Regions from separate parts of the Mus musculus genome. Here region 1 is linked to region 2. Evidence: chromatin loops called from intact Hi-C (ENCODE). Cell type or tissue: left cerebral cortex. All regions are shown on one strand. Each heading gives the region's core, and the rest is flanking DNA. Links, peaks and the distances in the headings are about the cores only.

Region 1 (8,341 bases), core at 250-8,249, 310 kb before region 2:
TCTGCCACGGGATGGACTGACTGTGCTTTCAAACTGTGCACATAAACAGACCTTTCCTTTCTTAAGTCATGTTTGTCAGAGTTTTGTTTTTTTTTATTTTTATTCTCGTCATGGCAACAACTAAGATGTAGTAGTACTTTCCTGTAATCCCAGCACTCCATAGGTGTAGGAAGAATCAAGTTCAAGGTCATTCTCAACTATATGGTGAGTGTGAGGGCAACTTGAACTTGAGTTCCCGTTTAAAAGCACATGAGGCTAGTAGGAAGACTTTGTAAGTTTCCAGCCTGGCTAATGGAGATGACTGCAACATAATTCCTAAAATTTTTAAATTGCCATCTAATTTCGAGTGCTTTGGGCATTGTGAAGAAGTCCATACCAGAAACAAATGCTCTGCCCTTTCTCCCCATCCTGGTCGGTATTCTTCTAAAACATTCTCCCCCCAAACACTGCCTATATGCAGAAGCTGGCCACCACTTCCACAGACTTCAGCTTTCCCACCATATCCCTATTCCACACAGGCTTTTCTTTTACAGTAAATAGGTAAACATGATGCTGAGGGTTAAGACTGTAGGTCAGTGGTAGCATAGGGCGGCGGGGAATGTGAAAGGCCCTGGGCTCAGTCTCCAGCAATGAAAAGGAAAATGATGGCTTGATTCAGGTTGAAGGGGGTGAAGTGTCTTTTCTCAGGTGGATCTATGGGTAACATGCTGGCTCCCATCAACTTACTTCAGGCATAATTTTCTTCAAAATGGTTATTCTGGCTTTGAAACTGGAATGGTTATTCTCTTATGGATATCATTAGAAATGGTAACATTGTTATAACATCAAGACATAGCGTCAACTTCGACATTCCTCTGCTTCAGAATCTTCTCAATGGATACTTTGGCTAAGGTGAGCACAAAAGGTTGACTTTGTTGCTTATTCCTTTGACTTTTATATCAATTATATATTTGTACCTTTGCATGGAATATGGTTACTTATATATGTGTACATGAATAAAATATGTTTAATAAGCATGCATAAAATATATGAACTTAAAAACTGTTCCCTGGTGGAGCATTATAGTCTTGGTTGAAATATCTAAGTGACTTTCAAAAGAAACCATTAGTTCCACTTCAGTGTATTTTGTGTCTGTGGAGGAGGTCACACTCCGCACAGCTATGATTCTTAATTTTTTGTTATTGTTTTATAAGTCCCCTGAGAATTCTGGTCACTTTTGTGAATAGGACAGGACAAATTAAAAACAAAGCAAAACTGGTGAGCCTGTTGCTTGTGGGGTAGACAAATATTTCAAATTTAATGTCTTGTAAATTATTACCTTCCAATTTTATTCATCTACCTATCTCTATCTCTGTCTCTGTCTCTGTCTCTGTCTCTGTCTCTGTCTCTATCTCTATCTCTATCTCTATCTCTATCTCTATCTCTATCTCTATCTCTATCTCTATCTCTATCTCTACCTAATACCCACACACATACACACACTAAAGGAGTAATGATATAGTTTCTTTTCTGTTGCTATGATGAAACATTCTGACGCATAGCACCTTGAGGAGGAAAGGGTTAGTTTAATTTATACATCCAGGTCACAGACCCTCATTGAGTTATGTCAAGGACAAAACCCAAGGGCGGGAACCTGCTGCAGAAACCATGGAGAAATGCTGCTTGCTTAGCTAGCTCCCATCTATATCTGAGGACACCTGCCCAGGGAATGGTGCTCCCTGTAGTGGGGATCTTCTTATATAAACTACTAAACGAGACAACCCTTCACGAATATGTCTATAGACCTATTTGGAAAAGATAGTTACTCAGTTGAGACTCTGTTGGGGTGATTTTACACTTTGTCAAGATGACAAAGTTGACTAGGACAGGGGCCTTTACATTTGTGGCAGATTGTAAAGCTGCCCCTTATCTCCTCTGTCTTTGGAGTGTCTGTGACTTTAGTAATTCCCCAATAAAGGAATGCCGTCCCTTCCTCCACCTCTCACATGCCCTGACCCCTGACCAGCTTTGCCAATAGAATTTGGGGAAAATGATGGTTGAGTCTTAGCCTCATAAGATACGGTTCATTTTCCTATCTCTTTCCAGGGTCCATCTTCTGCTTTCATGATTGTCCCCAAGCCAGAGTGATGGAGGATGGAGAGAGAATGTGGATTGGTACTAAGGTGTCATGTGACTGCCTCAGGTGAGTAGAACTCTTTGCTGCTGCTGCTGCTGCTGCTTAGCTGAGAGGGAGCCCAGCCAGATCAGAGAGGCATGGTTCAGATCTGCAGAATCACTCATTTAACTTTTAAACTTATAGGTAGCCCTCCAAACTTGTCTTAAACCAGTACATTTTAGGATAGTTTTTAAAATGATAATAAGTAATAGATAATAAAAAGTATCCCAGAGAAATGCAAATCAAAATAACACTGATATTTCACCTCACACTAGTCAGAATGGCTAAGATAAAAAATTCAGGTGACAGCAGATGCTGGTGAGGATGTGGAGAAAGAAGAACACTCATCCATTGCTGGTGGGATTGCAAGCTGGTACAATCACTCTAGAAACCAGTCTGGTGGTTTCTCATAAAATTGGACATAGTACTACCGGAAGATCCAGCAATACTATTCATGGGCATATATCCAGAAGATGTTCCAACTGGTAATAAGGACACATGCTCCACTATGTTCATAGCAGCCTTATTTATAATAGCCAGAAGCTGGAAGGAACACAGATGTCCCTTAACAGAAGAATGGATACAGAAAATGTGGTACATTTACACAATGGAGCACTACTCAGTTATGAAAAACAATGAATTTATGGAATTCTTTTAAGAATTTATGGAATTCTTAGGTAAACTGATGGATCTGGAGGATATCACCCTGAGTGAGATAACCCAATCACAAAAGAACACACATGATATGCACTCACTGATTAGTGGATATTAGCCTAGAAACTTAGAATACGCAAGATACAATTTGCAAACCACATGAAACTCAAGAAGAAGGAAGACCAAAGTGTGGATACTTCGTTCCTCCTTGGAATGTGGAACAAAATACCCATGGATGGAGTTACAGAGACAAAGTTTGGAACTGAGATGGAAGGAATGACCATCCAGAGACTGCCCCACCTGGGGATCCATCCCATAAACAACCACCAAACCCAGACACTATTGCATATGCCAGCAAGATTTTGCTGATAGGACCCTGATATAGCTGTCTCTTGTGAGGTTATGCCAGTGCCTGGTAAATACAGAAGAGGATGCTCATCTGTTGGATGGAACACAGGGCCCCCAATGGAGGAGCTAGAGAAAGTACCCAAGGAGCTGTAGGGGCCTGTAACCCTATAGGAGGAACAGCAATATGAACTAACCAGTACCCCCAGAGCTCATGCCTCTAGCTGCATGTGTAGCAGAAGATGGCCTAATTGGCCATCATTGGGAGGAGAGGCCCTTGGTCTTGCAAAGATTATATGGCCCAATACAGGGGAATGCCAGAGTCAGGAAGCTGGAGTGGGTGGGTTGGGGAGCAGGGCGGGGGGAGGGTATAGGGGACTTTTGGGATGGCATTTGAATTGTAAATGAAGAAAATATCTAATAAAAATTGTTTAAATAGTCAAAAAAAATCCCAGAAAGTGATTTCTGTGAGTAAAGGGTTTATGTCTGATTCTGAAGTTATCATGAGCACCTAGAACATAAACACCATTTATCATGAAATGTTCGTAAAATGCTAGAGTACGATAAGTGTACTCTGCTTAGCTTCCTGAACTATAGGGGCTTGTGTGCTATCTAGAATGCCACACGTGGACTTGGCACTGCACTGGCATCTTGTAGACCGTGGTAGAAAGTGTGTAGTAAGCAAAGCTAAGATCTTGAGTCCCCACATCTCAGTAGACTTATGTCGCCAGGGAAAGCCATCAGCTCATTCCTCTTCTCTCTAGGAGGATTCAGTCATTCCTAGCCATTGCTGTGTGATGAGCTGCCTCTCTGGAGACAGTCCTTCCCACTCCAATTAGCTGAGTCATATAACGTGTTCTAGCTAAGCAGATGTGGGCAGAAGGGATGTATATTGCAGCCAATCAGAAGCCCTGAAAGTTCCTGCTCATAGTCCCAGTTCTCACTCTCTTTCTGTTACAAGGCTCAACATCCTGAAAAAGTTGGGGGGTAGGGGAGCAGATGCCTCAGCCTGAGTCCTGAAAGAAAACCTGCGAAGTCGGGGGGTCATAGCTTGCTCACCACCAGGTGAGGAAGGAGGATTATGGTAACAAGATTTGGTGACTGGACGTCCTCCAACTTTTTGTCTTTTGACCTTGAGGCTTCTTTGTAAGGAACAAAACACATCTATCTTGTTTGAAACACTGATTTGTGCTTTCTGTTTCTCATGACCAGACTGAATTGTAAAACATTTTTGGACAGTTTCATACACGGAGATGATGAAGGTAGGCTGTTTTTCACTCCTCAGTACTCCCTCATGTCCACTCCTTCTCCCATGGAAACCCTTCCCAAAAACCCTCCTCCTTCTCTCAAATCCCGTGCGTGCATGTGTGCGTGCGTGCGTGCGTGCGTGCGTGTGTGTGTGTGTGTGTGTGTGTGTGTGTGTGTGTGCGCGTGCGTGCGTGTGTGTGAAGTATATCGTGTGAGTGTGTGAGATATCTTTAAGTTTCTTCAGTTTTGTCTATACCTCTGAAGGAAATTACTTCCCTTCTCTCAACAACCATTAACTTCCAATAGTCCCCCTGGGAGGGGTGGGACTTCATGAGTTTCTCCTCCATCCATTATGAAATGTAGTAATTCTCTCCTGCCATCAAGATGCTAAAGTCTACCAAGGAAGCCAAGGAGGAACCTATCTATTTTAGGTTGGAGGAGAGGATCAGGAAAGAGCTGTTTGTACGAACGATCTCCTAGTGGACCTCCGGAAGAAGAAAAGGAAGAGTGAGATAAAGAGTGAAGGTCGGACAGCAGCAGCAGAACAGAGAAAAGAACACGCAAAGGCAGGAGAGCGCTGGACGAAGCCAGATATCTAAAAGGCAACGGGACCAGGAACCAGTACAGATGAGGCTGAATAACGAGGTAGCAGCCAGTTTGTGGAGTGACTCAGGGGCCAGGGCAAGGGATTTGGTCTTTCTTTCAAGAGCACTGAGAAAACATCAAACATAATCTAAAATAAGCCAACCTCTGGTTTAAAGAGATAACTGGATCAGCTGTGTGGAAAACAATCAGAGTCCTTACGACTCAGGGAGCCTGGGGTGGGAATTCCTTATAGAATGCATATGGATTCATATATGTTTTTATATTTTATATCCAAGTCTCTACTCCACCTGGGATCTTGCTCACAGCAACAGCTAAGGCTTATCCTTGAGTAGATATGGATAGCTATTTGCTCCAACGCCGTTGATTGAAAATGTCCTTTGCCTGTTGCTTTTCTATCACACATTTGGCATAAACTCATTTCTACAGTAGTTACGGTTGTACATTTTAGGTTATTGTAATGTTCTGGTCTGTCTTTCTCTTCTTGCGCAAAGTCTGTGCTGTCTCCTTTACTGTAAGTCATTTATCTCCATGATTCTCTAGGCTATTCTTTTTTTAAAATCTATTTATTTTATTTATATAAGTACACTGGAGCTGTCTTCAGCCATATGAGAAGGCACTAGATCCATTACAGATGGTTGTGAGCCACCATGTGGTTGCTGAGAATTGAACTCAGGACCTCTGGAAGAGCAATCAGTGCTCTTAACCACTGAGCCATCTCTCTAGCCCCTAAGCTATTCTTTTTAATCCCTTGTTTTCAAAAAATATGTTTTAGAGTCAGTGTGTCAAGTTATACACATACACACACACACACACACACACACACACATACACACACACACACACACCAGTCTAATGAGATGTACTTTTTAAAAAGCAACACCCTCTATTGAGGCTTTCATAATGAGTATCATATTGGAGGAAAGTGAGGTTTGTCTTAGTTTCTTTTCCCACTGCTGTGATAAAAAAGCCTGACAAAATCAACTCAAGAGAGAAAGGATTTCTTTGGCTTATTAGTCACAGCCATCACTTCAGGGAAGTCAAGGTGGCAGGAATTTGAAACAGATGTCACATTACATCCACAAATCAGAATCTGAGCAATGACTTAATGCATGTGTGCCTAGCTCAGTATCTCTGCTCAGAATCCCTTGCCTAGGGAATAGTGCCGCTCACTGTGGGCTCTCCAACCTTAATTAACATAATCAAGATAATCCCCCACCAGACATACTCATAGGCCAACCTAATATAGACATTCTCTCAGTGAGACTCCCTTTCCAAGTGATTCTGGATTGTGTCAAGTTGACAATTAACAATGACCATCACAGGATCTATAAAGAATTGAAACTTCCAGTCTGTGAGCACAGAATATCTATCAGTATATAGAGACTATCCTTGATTTTGATTTTTTTTCAATTGTGTTGTGTACTTTCCTGTTAAAATTCTCACATATATATATTTTAGATTTACTCCTGGATATTTAATATTTGGGATGCTATTGCTAATAGTCTTTTTAAAAATTTGTTTTTAAGTTATTGCTGGCATTAATAAATTCAATTACTTCTGAGCATTTATCTTTAGTAATATTATTACATTTTCTTGTTAATTCTAAAGTCTGTAGATTATTTTGGGTTATTGTTGTGCATATAATCCTCTCATTTTCAGACAATGGAAATAAAATATTTTCTTCCTAATATGTTTTGCCTGTGTTTATTTTTCTTACTGAGCTGGTTAAAGCCCACAGAATGATGACAAGGAGAACCGTATTTAACCTTGTATTAGACTCAGAGAGAAAAGATGTCATCTCGCACTTTTGTTTGATGCTGAGACATCAGTTCTCATGTTAATCAGGGCCTCTGTTAGCTGATAGGAGAATCTCCATGTATTTGTTGTGCTGAAACTGCTGGTTCATAACCTTTGACCTGCCAACCCCTTGAGATTCAGGACGCTGTATTCAAGGTTGCTGTTTAGCCTGCGTTTGCTGTGTAGCTGAAAATGACTTTGAACTGTTGATCCTCATGCTTCCGCCTCCGGAGTGCTGGGATGAGGAGTGCTGGGATGAGTGCTGGGATGAGGAGTGCTGGGATGAGTGCTGGGATGAGTGCTGGGATGAGTGCTGGGATGAGGAGTGCTGGGATGAGGAGTGCTGGGATGAGGAGTGCTGGGATGAGTGCTGGGATGAGTGCTGGGATGAGGAGTGCTGGGATGACAGGCACGTTCCACTGGGCTCTGCTTGCTGTGCTATGGTAGTTGCACCCAGGGCTTCCTGCATGCTGAGCAGACGCTCTATAAACTGAGCTAAATGCCAACTCACCTAGTTTTAAGAACATCAACAGATACATTTTTAAAGATGAAATGTAAGAAATTTCTTAGATGACATGAATTAGCTTCCTTATTAACCATATGTGGCAATAATTTTCATTTGTCCTTTAATTTTATCCATGGCATTTAAAAACACTGCCTCATGGAGAAAGTAAATCATATATAAATTAGAATAGTGCAATAAATCTCATGTATCTGTCCCTCAATTACATCCATTATGTATAGTTTTATTTACAGGTTGCTCTGATTTTTCCAAGTTTTACATATATCTATAGGGCCAAATATTTTACAACGTCTTCAATTCTGTAGGATCTTTTGATCCATATTCTTTAGTGCTGCTTATACATATTAATATTTTTCTGTTGTGTTTTGACATATAACATCTCATTTAAGATGCTGTTCTCTATTGTAACACGGAGCTGGGTACATTCCCTGAAAGATTTCCATCTTAAGATGGAAAGAAATGCGTTTTCTCTGGGTGGGATGAGCACGTCTTATATTCGTTTGATCAATCTTCTGTAGTTCTTTTACATCTGTGACATCTCTATTTTTATGAACTTCTTGGCTGCTATGCTTTATTGCTTTTTGATAGCACAAAAATATCAGATGCTACAGGTTTGCACACAGCTCTATAGTGTATAGCTTCAATTTACTTATTAAGACTGAAACAAAATACTCAAAAGTCGATTATAACAAATGTGTGCTGACTTGGTGTTATTTATGTTTTTATTTTTGGAGATAAAACCTCATGCATCCCTAATTGGACTTAAGACCCGATCAACAAGCGGGAACTCATACCTAGCATTGGAAACCTAGCCAAATACCCAGAGTTAGGGAGGCCACAGATCTTGGAGGAGAACCTACAATAGCCACTTTACTAAACCATTGTAGCCCCCGACTACATTCCAAATAATTGACCTTTTACCCACAGGTAAGTGTAGTCCACACCCCTCAGCAAAGAAACTTCTTTTTGCAATTGACAGAGGCCATTACAGAAAACAACAACCAGTCAAAATG
Region 2 (8,341 bases), core at 179-8,178:
AGCCAGGGCTACACAGAGAAACCCTGTCTTGAAAAACCACCACCACCACCAAACAACAACAACAAGATTCTGTCATTCCAGTCAGCTGGGACTGAAGAGTCAGCCATGATTAACAAGAGACCAGTACCACTGAAGTGAAACCTTTGCATTACTGGGACAATTGATACTGTTTAGCTGGACCTAAGAAATTAGTGGTGATTCAGAAGAGATTAGCATCACTAAGGTGAATTCTTCTGGGAAGGGTTCTCTCAGAATCAATATAGAGAAGCTGTGTTCTGGAGGTGGCCAAGGTTGTATCTCGCACTGGCAGCCAAACTTGGTAGTGTGAGAGTCACCCAGGTGGTACTGATTTTGAAGGAATGAAGGGGTCATGGAGAGTAGCTGAGGCTTGGCACTGGGAGAGGCTGGGAGAAGCTATTAGTGAACATGCAATCCCAGTAGCAGTTGAAGGCCCAGGATTAAAAGGGTTAATCATGAAGAGGGCCCAAGAGAGACTAGTGGGCAAGCACAGCCCAGTTGGAGCCCAGATCTCAGTATTTGGAGATACCACCATTATGGGATGACCACCAAGAACAGCAGCAGCAGGGAAGTAGACCCAGATTGAGTTTAGAAGATAAGTAGTGGATGGCGTAGAGATGGGAGCTGCAGAAGCAACCCTTTTAGAGGAGCTCAGAAGATCGTGAGTGAACTGCAGACAACGGACACTGAGTTATTTACACTACTGGAGCTTGGTTTGCCTCAGTTCAGATTGTGACTGTGCCCTGCTTCTTCCTTCTTGTCGTAAGAAAGTATGTAAGTTATTTTTGATTTTACAGAAGCCCACAGTTGAGAGACTTCAAACTTAAAAAAAGATATTCTCAAGTTTTACAGAGAATTTAGATTTTAAAAGAGACTGGGTATTTTTAAAAAGACAACTTTTAGAGTGTTTGGATTTGTAAGGCTGTAGGACTTTTTAAGTTTGTAAAATGTTTTATATTGTCATGTCATTATTAATGTATTATCTTGTGAATGAATAAGTAAGGAAAGGCTATGGCTTAATAATGATGTGTTTGTATGTCAAGTTGACAAGGGGTCAGCTATCCCGGCTAGTTTTATGTAAGTTTTAAGTTGACTGGGTACAAGCTAGAGACTTCAGAGAGGAGGGAGTCTCAATTGAGAAAATGCCTTCCTAAGATGATCTGTAGACAAGCCCTTGGGGCATTCTCTTAGTGACTGAAGGGGGGCTCAGCTAATTGTGGATGGGGCCACCTTTGGGCTGGTAGTTCTGTGCTTTATAAGGAAGCAGGCTGAGCAAGCCACCTGGGGCAAGCCAGTAAGCAGCACCCCTCTGTGGCCTCTGCATCAGCTCCTGCCTCCAGGTTCCTGCCCAGTTTGAGTTCCTGTCCTGACTTCCTTCAGTGATAAACAGTGTTGTGGAAGTGTATGGAAAACAGTCTTTCCTCTCCAACTTGATTCTGATAAGGGTGTTTCATCACAGCAATAGTAAGCCACCTAGGATAGCTATACAGCCTGGCTGACACTTTGTCTCTGTTTCAGACTTCTGGGAGAGAACCCAGGTCCACTTCTGACCCACACCACTGTGAGCGGATACATGCGTGTTTTTATTTTTAAGCCACAGTAATTTGTTATGAATTGTTAGTAAGGGAACGCAGGAGAGCACATGCATTCTTATTTGTTTTATCTGTGTATCGCATTCCTTGTGTCTATGAAAGCCACACTACTTTTGTGCTGACAGTTTCTCGGGATGTTTATCCATTCACTGGTATCTTGAACTTAATATTGGTACCAGATAAATTTGTAGATCATAATAATAATTATTATGTCTGCAGGTATTTGCAATGATGAAGATTCTAGGGCTCCATGCACACTAGTCAAGTGTTCCACCACTGAGCTATATCCCAACCTCTCTAACTTCAGTGGCCAGCTTTTGAGTCCAGTGGCCATCATATTACACCGACTAGCATAGAGTAATGGTCCTCAACTTTCCTAATGCTGTGACCCCTTAATACAGTCCCTCACAATGCGGCAACCCCCAAACATAAAATTATTTTCATTCCTATTTCACATCACTAATTTTGGTACTGTTATGAATTATAATATAAATATCTGATATGCAGATGATCTTAGACCACCCCTGTGAAAGAGTCATTTGGTCCCAAAGGAGCCACAACCCAGAGGTTGAGAAACGCTGGCCTAAAGGAACGTGTTCCTAATCCTTAAACCCAAGGATGCGTGTTGAGAGATTGGGAAAACCGGTCAGGCTACAGAGTTTTCTCTGGTCTTTAGAACATCGAGAGTTTTCCCTAGGAGTCCCTATCTCATCCTTCTGGGGATAGGCAAGTTATATAGGATATATACACAGGGCACAAACACACACACACACACACACACACACACACACACACACACACACACACACACACACAGAGGTAATACGCACATATAGAACAGGAGAAGTAGAAGTCTTGACTCTTCCCAGCCAAAATATCTTTAGCCAAATTGAGTGTCTTCTCATAGATACTAACTAAGAGTAACCTCCCAACCCCTACCCCAGGCATTGAACTCATATAGTCCAATGCTTAGTCATCAGAAAGTAGAATTGTTTGGAAGGATTAGAAAGATTAGGAGGTGTGGCCTTATTGGAGAAACTGTGTCACTGGAGGGTGGACTTTCAAGTTTCAGAAGCTCAGCCAGGCCTAGTCTGTCTCTTCCCCTCCCCCTTCCCCTCCCCCTCCCCGCTACCCCTCCCCCCCTCCCCCCTTCCCCTCCTTCCCCTCTCTCTCCCTGTGTGTGTGTGCTACCTCTCTAGCACTTGCTTACATGCCAATATGCTTTCTGGCATTATGATAATGGAGTAAACCTTTGAAACTGTAAGCAAGGCCCCAGTTAAATGTTTCCTTTTCTAAGAGCTGCCTTGGTCATGGTGTCTTTTTACAGAAATAGAACAGCACCTGAAAGAGATACCTGGTCTTATTTCTGTTCTTCCTACATCCTCTAGTTTGTGGATAGTAGTCCCCATATGGCCAGAATAGATGTGTTCAGGCCATGAGGGAGGCTATGTTAATTTTTCCTCAGTTTCCTGGATGGTGCCAGATTGTAATTCTTCATAGCTCAGGTAGCTCCCTGGTAAGGGCATGATGTGCTGGGAGCATGTCACTCTCAAGAGCAGTGGTTCTCAAAATCTAGCTGCATCATAAACACTGGAAGGATTATTAAAATAAAACCCAGGAGGTTTGGGAGCTGAGATGGTAGCTCAGCCAGTGAAAATGCTTTCAGGGAAAGGAGGAGAACCTGGGTTTGACCTGAAGTGCTCACATACAACTCCATGTGTGTCTCACTCTTGTAATCTCAGAGCTGGGGAAGTGGGGACAGGTGGATCCTCTAGGCTTGCTGGCCAACAGCCTAGCTGTGCTCTTTACTTTTCTGTTGTGATGGTAAAACACCATTGACCAAAAGCAATGTAAGGAAGCAAGTCTATTAACTTACAGTTCCAAAACAATAGTCTCCTCAAGGCAGGGGTGACACAGCAGGAAGCTGGCTGATCACATTTCATTCATATGCAGGAAGCAGAGGGTAGGTCACTAAGAGGGGCGGCTGCAAACTCTTAAAGCCTTCCCCTGAAGTGAAGTGCTTCCTGTCACACACCATACCTCCGGGTTCCATGACCTTTCTGAAGACCAAGTGTCCACACTTGTGGGTCTGGTTTGGTACCTGATAATTTTCATTTCCGACAAGTCCCTAAGTTGCTGATGCTGCCTGCCTAGAGACTACACTCGGCCTACCATTGCTCTGTGGACATGTTTCTCATGAGGAGGGCTTTCTTTTCACATCCAGACACTGTCTTGAGCCACTTGATTTCCTGCAGGAGTTAACCAATGTGGAAGTTGTTTTCAAATATTTTCTTTCACATCTAGCGTTCTCTCTAGTTTCTAGTTGCAGCACACATACCTCTTGTATTTTGATGCTTTAATCAAAACTATCAATTTAGACATTTTGTTTATAGGAAGAAAAAAACCTGTAAGACATTTTCCACTGTTCAGGGAGACTGTGTGCATTAACCAAGGTGCTGAGTGCATAGCAGAGAAGAAAAGTAGGTCTCTGCTCCTCCTTGTGTTCCTGGCCCCACCCTTACTATGAGCTTGCTGGTGGGATGGACTCTTAAGAACCTAAAGATCACTGAACACAACAGTAAAAAGTAATTTGGGGGCTGGAGAGGTCACTCGGTTTTTAATGTGCTTGCTGTGCAAACATGAGGATCTGAATTTAATTCCTGTCAAGCCTGGGCACAATGGTCCATGCTTTTATATGTCAACACTAGGGAGGTGGATATATTTGCATCCCTGAGTCTTGCTAGCCATCTAGCCTAGCCTAATCAGTGAGCCCCAGGTACCAGGGAAGGACTTTTATCTTAGAAAATAAAGGGAGCAGCTTCTGATGAATGGCACCAGAGGTTGACTTCTGGCTTCCAGATATGCTCGCAAGCCCGAGAGCACTCGTGCACGCGCACACACATAGCACACACACACACAAACACACACACAAACAAACACACATATCAACACATGGATAGGAATACATGTGAATTTGGACACACGCAGGCACATGAACCAACACATATGAACATGAACAAACACACATGCCAACACATATGAACATAGACACACACATGCACACACACACACACACATGAACAGGGACACACACATACACACTAACATGGACACACACATACCCCACAGGCAAAAATAGATTTTTGAAAGAAGCAATGCTGGCAGAGTTCGATAGCCAGCAATTCCTTTGCAAGGATTTAGGTGCTGATCATGGACTCATTGGATTCCCATGGTCCATAGCCTGTGAACCAACCAACCAACATGATTTTGAGGAGCAACTGCTACATTCTGAAAGTTCACTTAGATGACATGCTCAGAACTTCTGAGTCTTGGAGAAACTCCCAAAGAGCTGTGGTTAGCCCCAGCACTGTGATCCTCTGAGTCCACAGGCTTCCCACATAGCAAGAGAAAAAGTTGAGATTTTCTGCTGAGGCCACAGCAGCCATGACACTGCTTCAAGGCAGCAAGCCATCTGTAAAATGTCTAGAAAGGCAAGTGCGTGCTATCTTCTTTCTGGTCTCTAATTTATTGGCAGAGAAATGTTAAGTAGACTTTTAAAAAAGAGTCGCCATATTGCAGAAACAGCTTGAAGGAAGATGGATTTGGGAAAATAGAATTTGCTGCAGGAGAGAATCCAGGTCTTGACAGGGAAGGCACGTGGCCTGTGTCACAGCCCATGTGGCCTCCCTGAGTAAAGGAAACTTTCTCTACTGCAAAGAATCTTGACACCAGTGACATTGCTTGAGCAATTACTTTGAGCAAAATCTTGTGGTCCATGCTTTTCTACAATTAATTCTTTCGTTCCTCTTTTACCAAACGTACGAGTTCGTTATTATTATAATTCCAGTGTGATAAGTGGGGGAAAGGTTATCTCTCTAAGGTTGTTGCATGGCGGATGACTAATAGAGTTGGAATGTGGAGTTCTGCTTTGTCAGAATTCAAGCTACAGAAACACTTAAGGGAGGCCAAGCTTCATTGTTCAGAACAATTCAATAACTCTGTGTACGCCTTGAATTATATTTTCCTCAAAATATGGGGTGAAGGAGCGGCTCAAGTGTAATTGATTTTGGAGACAGTGTCTCTATAAAAGCAATTGAAGGAAGTCTCATGGATAGAGTTCTTACTTAAAAAAAAAAAAGAACTTGGGATGTAACTAACTTGCACAAAACCTTATGTTAGATTCTTAGCACCATGGACAGTAACAGCAGCATACCTAACAATGACAAAACAATAAAGCACCAACAACCCAGCAAGAAACAAAAGATCCCCCAGTACCAGTGGCTTGTGAGTATATAGAAATGGCCACCGCAGGGCACAGCATGAATGTGGCCTTCTGCAAACCAAGAAAAGGGGCTTCAGGGGTCCCCAAACCTTCTGGCAGTCTGACCTTACATCCGCAGATAGAGTACTGTAAGGAAATGGGGCTTTGGCTTCAATCCATCAGCATCTGGCATTTTGGGATGGCAGCTCCAGCAATACATGCTGCCTCCATGATGGATGGGTTCTGCTTTCTCACCCTTGACTTTGATCATATGACCCATGCTGGTTGGTAGAACGTTGACAGGCCCTATGTGGACAGAGGATGGAAGAGATTCAGGTGTTCCCGTGTGCATTCTCTTGCTCATACTCTCACTGTATGGAGACCTGTGAAAGAGTGTCTCCAAAAGGATGAGATGTACGGCAGAGCCTCATGGCATGAAGCAGAGGGAGCTGCATGGATCCTGTCTAACACAGGCAGCCCTCAGAAACGGTAGTCTACAACCAAGCCTTCTTTCCCCTGGAACATGAGGCCTGGATCCACAGCTGTTAGTGACCATTGCTTTAAGCTCCAGAGATTTGAATGGTCTGTGAGACAGCATTTTTGTAGCAGCATATCTATTAATAACCAAGATCAGAAGAGGGAATGTCAAACATTTTGCAAAATCACATCTCTGATAATTCATTGGGGTGGGGAGGAATCAGGGTATAAGAAGGTGAATAAAGGGTAGCTCTCTCTACTTGTTCTTCCAACAATTCTAATTGGGAGAGTCTGTATTCCTTTAAATATGACTAGAATGGAACTGTAAACTCATTCTGCTTTTTTCCAGAACAATATCTGCAGAAAGACACTTCCAGGTAATAGAGAGAGGGAAAGGGGTATGGGAAGGGAGAGGGGAAAGGGGAAAGGGGGAGAGGGAGGGAGAGAGGGATAGAGAGAAAGGAGAAGGAAGAAAGGAGAAAGGAGACAGGAGAAAGGAGAAAAAGAAAAGTGAAAGAGGGGTTAGACTCTTTGTTTCACTTCTTCTTCTCAATTCAAATGACTTGGCCGGTGACACTGGCTAGGAGCTCATCCTGTTATCCAGCCTATCCCTCTTGGTCCAGCCTCCTTTGGTGTCAGGAACTTGCAGGAATCAGGGTAAAGCAGGGAATGTTGGAGAAATACAAATCTATAGGGAGGTTTCCAGTATTTAGGTATGAGCATTTAGCATAGGTGTGCAGGATGGAATGTCTTCCTTACTGGCTCAAGTAGTTGTGAAGTCTGAGATTATAAGTATACAGCTTGAGGTATACAGGGGTGGGGTCCTAATCTCCCACATCTGGAAGAGCCTACTAAGATCTTACAGGAGAAGAGATGTTGTCAGGTAGTGTGTAAGTTGTTGCTTGACATTGGAGCCCTGGGAAATAGTTCATTTTTTCAGCTTTAGAATTTCCTTGTCTTCTGACCCAGGAACTGCCTATTAAGCCTTTTTGAGTGTTTATTCCTTTACCTTGTAAAGTTTATTACTTTACAAGGGCAGTGATAATGTGTCCCTTATGGTGAAAAAAAACTTCTGTAATTCTAGAATTCATATTAAACTTAAGACTTTAGTTCAGGAACATGTCGCAGATGGACACTTATAAGTATAATTTCAAGATACTTAATTTATCTGCCCTGACATTCTTCCTGTGCTGACAACCCAAAACTCCCAAGTAGCCTGCCTTTCCTGGAGACACGGGGCTCAGAATGCCAAAGCTAGGAGAGGACAAGATAAAATTTTTACAAAACCTAGGAAGAAGAGACAGTTCCATCTGCTCAGGTCTTAAGATGCATATGTAGTCTGCAGTCCCAGTAGAGAAGCCTGGTGCTACACATTCCTCCAAACGAGAATCTTCTAGCAGCTGACCTGTCATCATGTCGCCCTGCTCTGTGTGGTTTCCATTGGTTGGTTAGATTAACCTGTTGCACAAGTGACAGGAAACCCACTGCCGACTGACTGTCAGCACAAGACATCTTGAATAGCTTCTAAGGAGACATTTCCTTACATCAAGTTCTAATTGAACTTTTCCTTTTGGAACCACAAAGAATAAATCCCATGCTCCCCTCTCATGAAGACTTTGGTATCTGATAGCAATCCTTATGTTTTCTGTTTTGTGGGCTTGCCCCGTCCCCAGTCCCCAACATCCATTCATCCCTTGTAACCTGAACGGCATCTCTGCATGCTCTTGGTGATAAGAAGTAGAAATTCAATGGAAGCTGAGCTCCACAGTCCACCCATGTGTTCATGTACTGAACTCCTTTTTATTGAATGTATCTTATGTTTCAGATGCCATTCATGGTGCTGATGACAGGGTAGCAAGAAAGTAGAGTCTACCCACAAGGAACTTGCGCTCCAGTGTGGAAATATGGATTCGCCTCAGTGGATGAGTGAACACAGTTCAGGTAATAATTACTGTGGGAAAATGAAGTAGGATGGAAAGGAGGGAGACGGGGA

The links. Hi-C counts contacts between places; a loop is a spot of excess contacts. Peaks named below come from ENCODE experiments on the same cell type or tissue, not always from the same donor. Only the 100,000 strongest peaks of a DNase experiment are listed, where the experiment ranks them.
Region 1: a loop joins it to region 2, with 2.6 times the contacts of the local background. A loop is called at or near these places in 2 of 42 quality-filtered maps.

The regions. Positions count from the first base shown.
Region 1 is chr9:113,495,098-113,503,438 of GRCm38, reverse strand. It overlaps AU023762 (expressed sequence AU023762), which reads left to right. Exons shown (of 5, transcript NR_040760.1): 3 at 2,086-2,182; 4 at 4,367-4,416; 5 at 4,834-6,693. Among named protein-coding and RNA genes, the nearest start is that of Gm36540, 31 kb to the right of the region's middle. In left cerebral cortex, for the core only: no CTCF peak of the experiment used is centred there; a DNase peak (open chromatin) is centred at 3,996; H3K27ac peaks cover 629 bases.
Region 2 is chr9:113,188,173-113,196,513 of GRCm38, reverse strand. It overlaps Gm4657 (a long non-coding RNA gene), which reads left to right. Exons shown (of 3, transcript XR_871299.1): 2 at 8,174-8,289. Among named protein-coding and RNA genes, the nearest start is that of Gm4657, 7.3 kb to the left of the region's middle. In left cerebral cortex, for the core only: no CTCF peak of the experiment used is centred there; DNase peaks (open chromatin) are centred at 732 and 5,120; H3K27ac peaks cover 2,883 bases.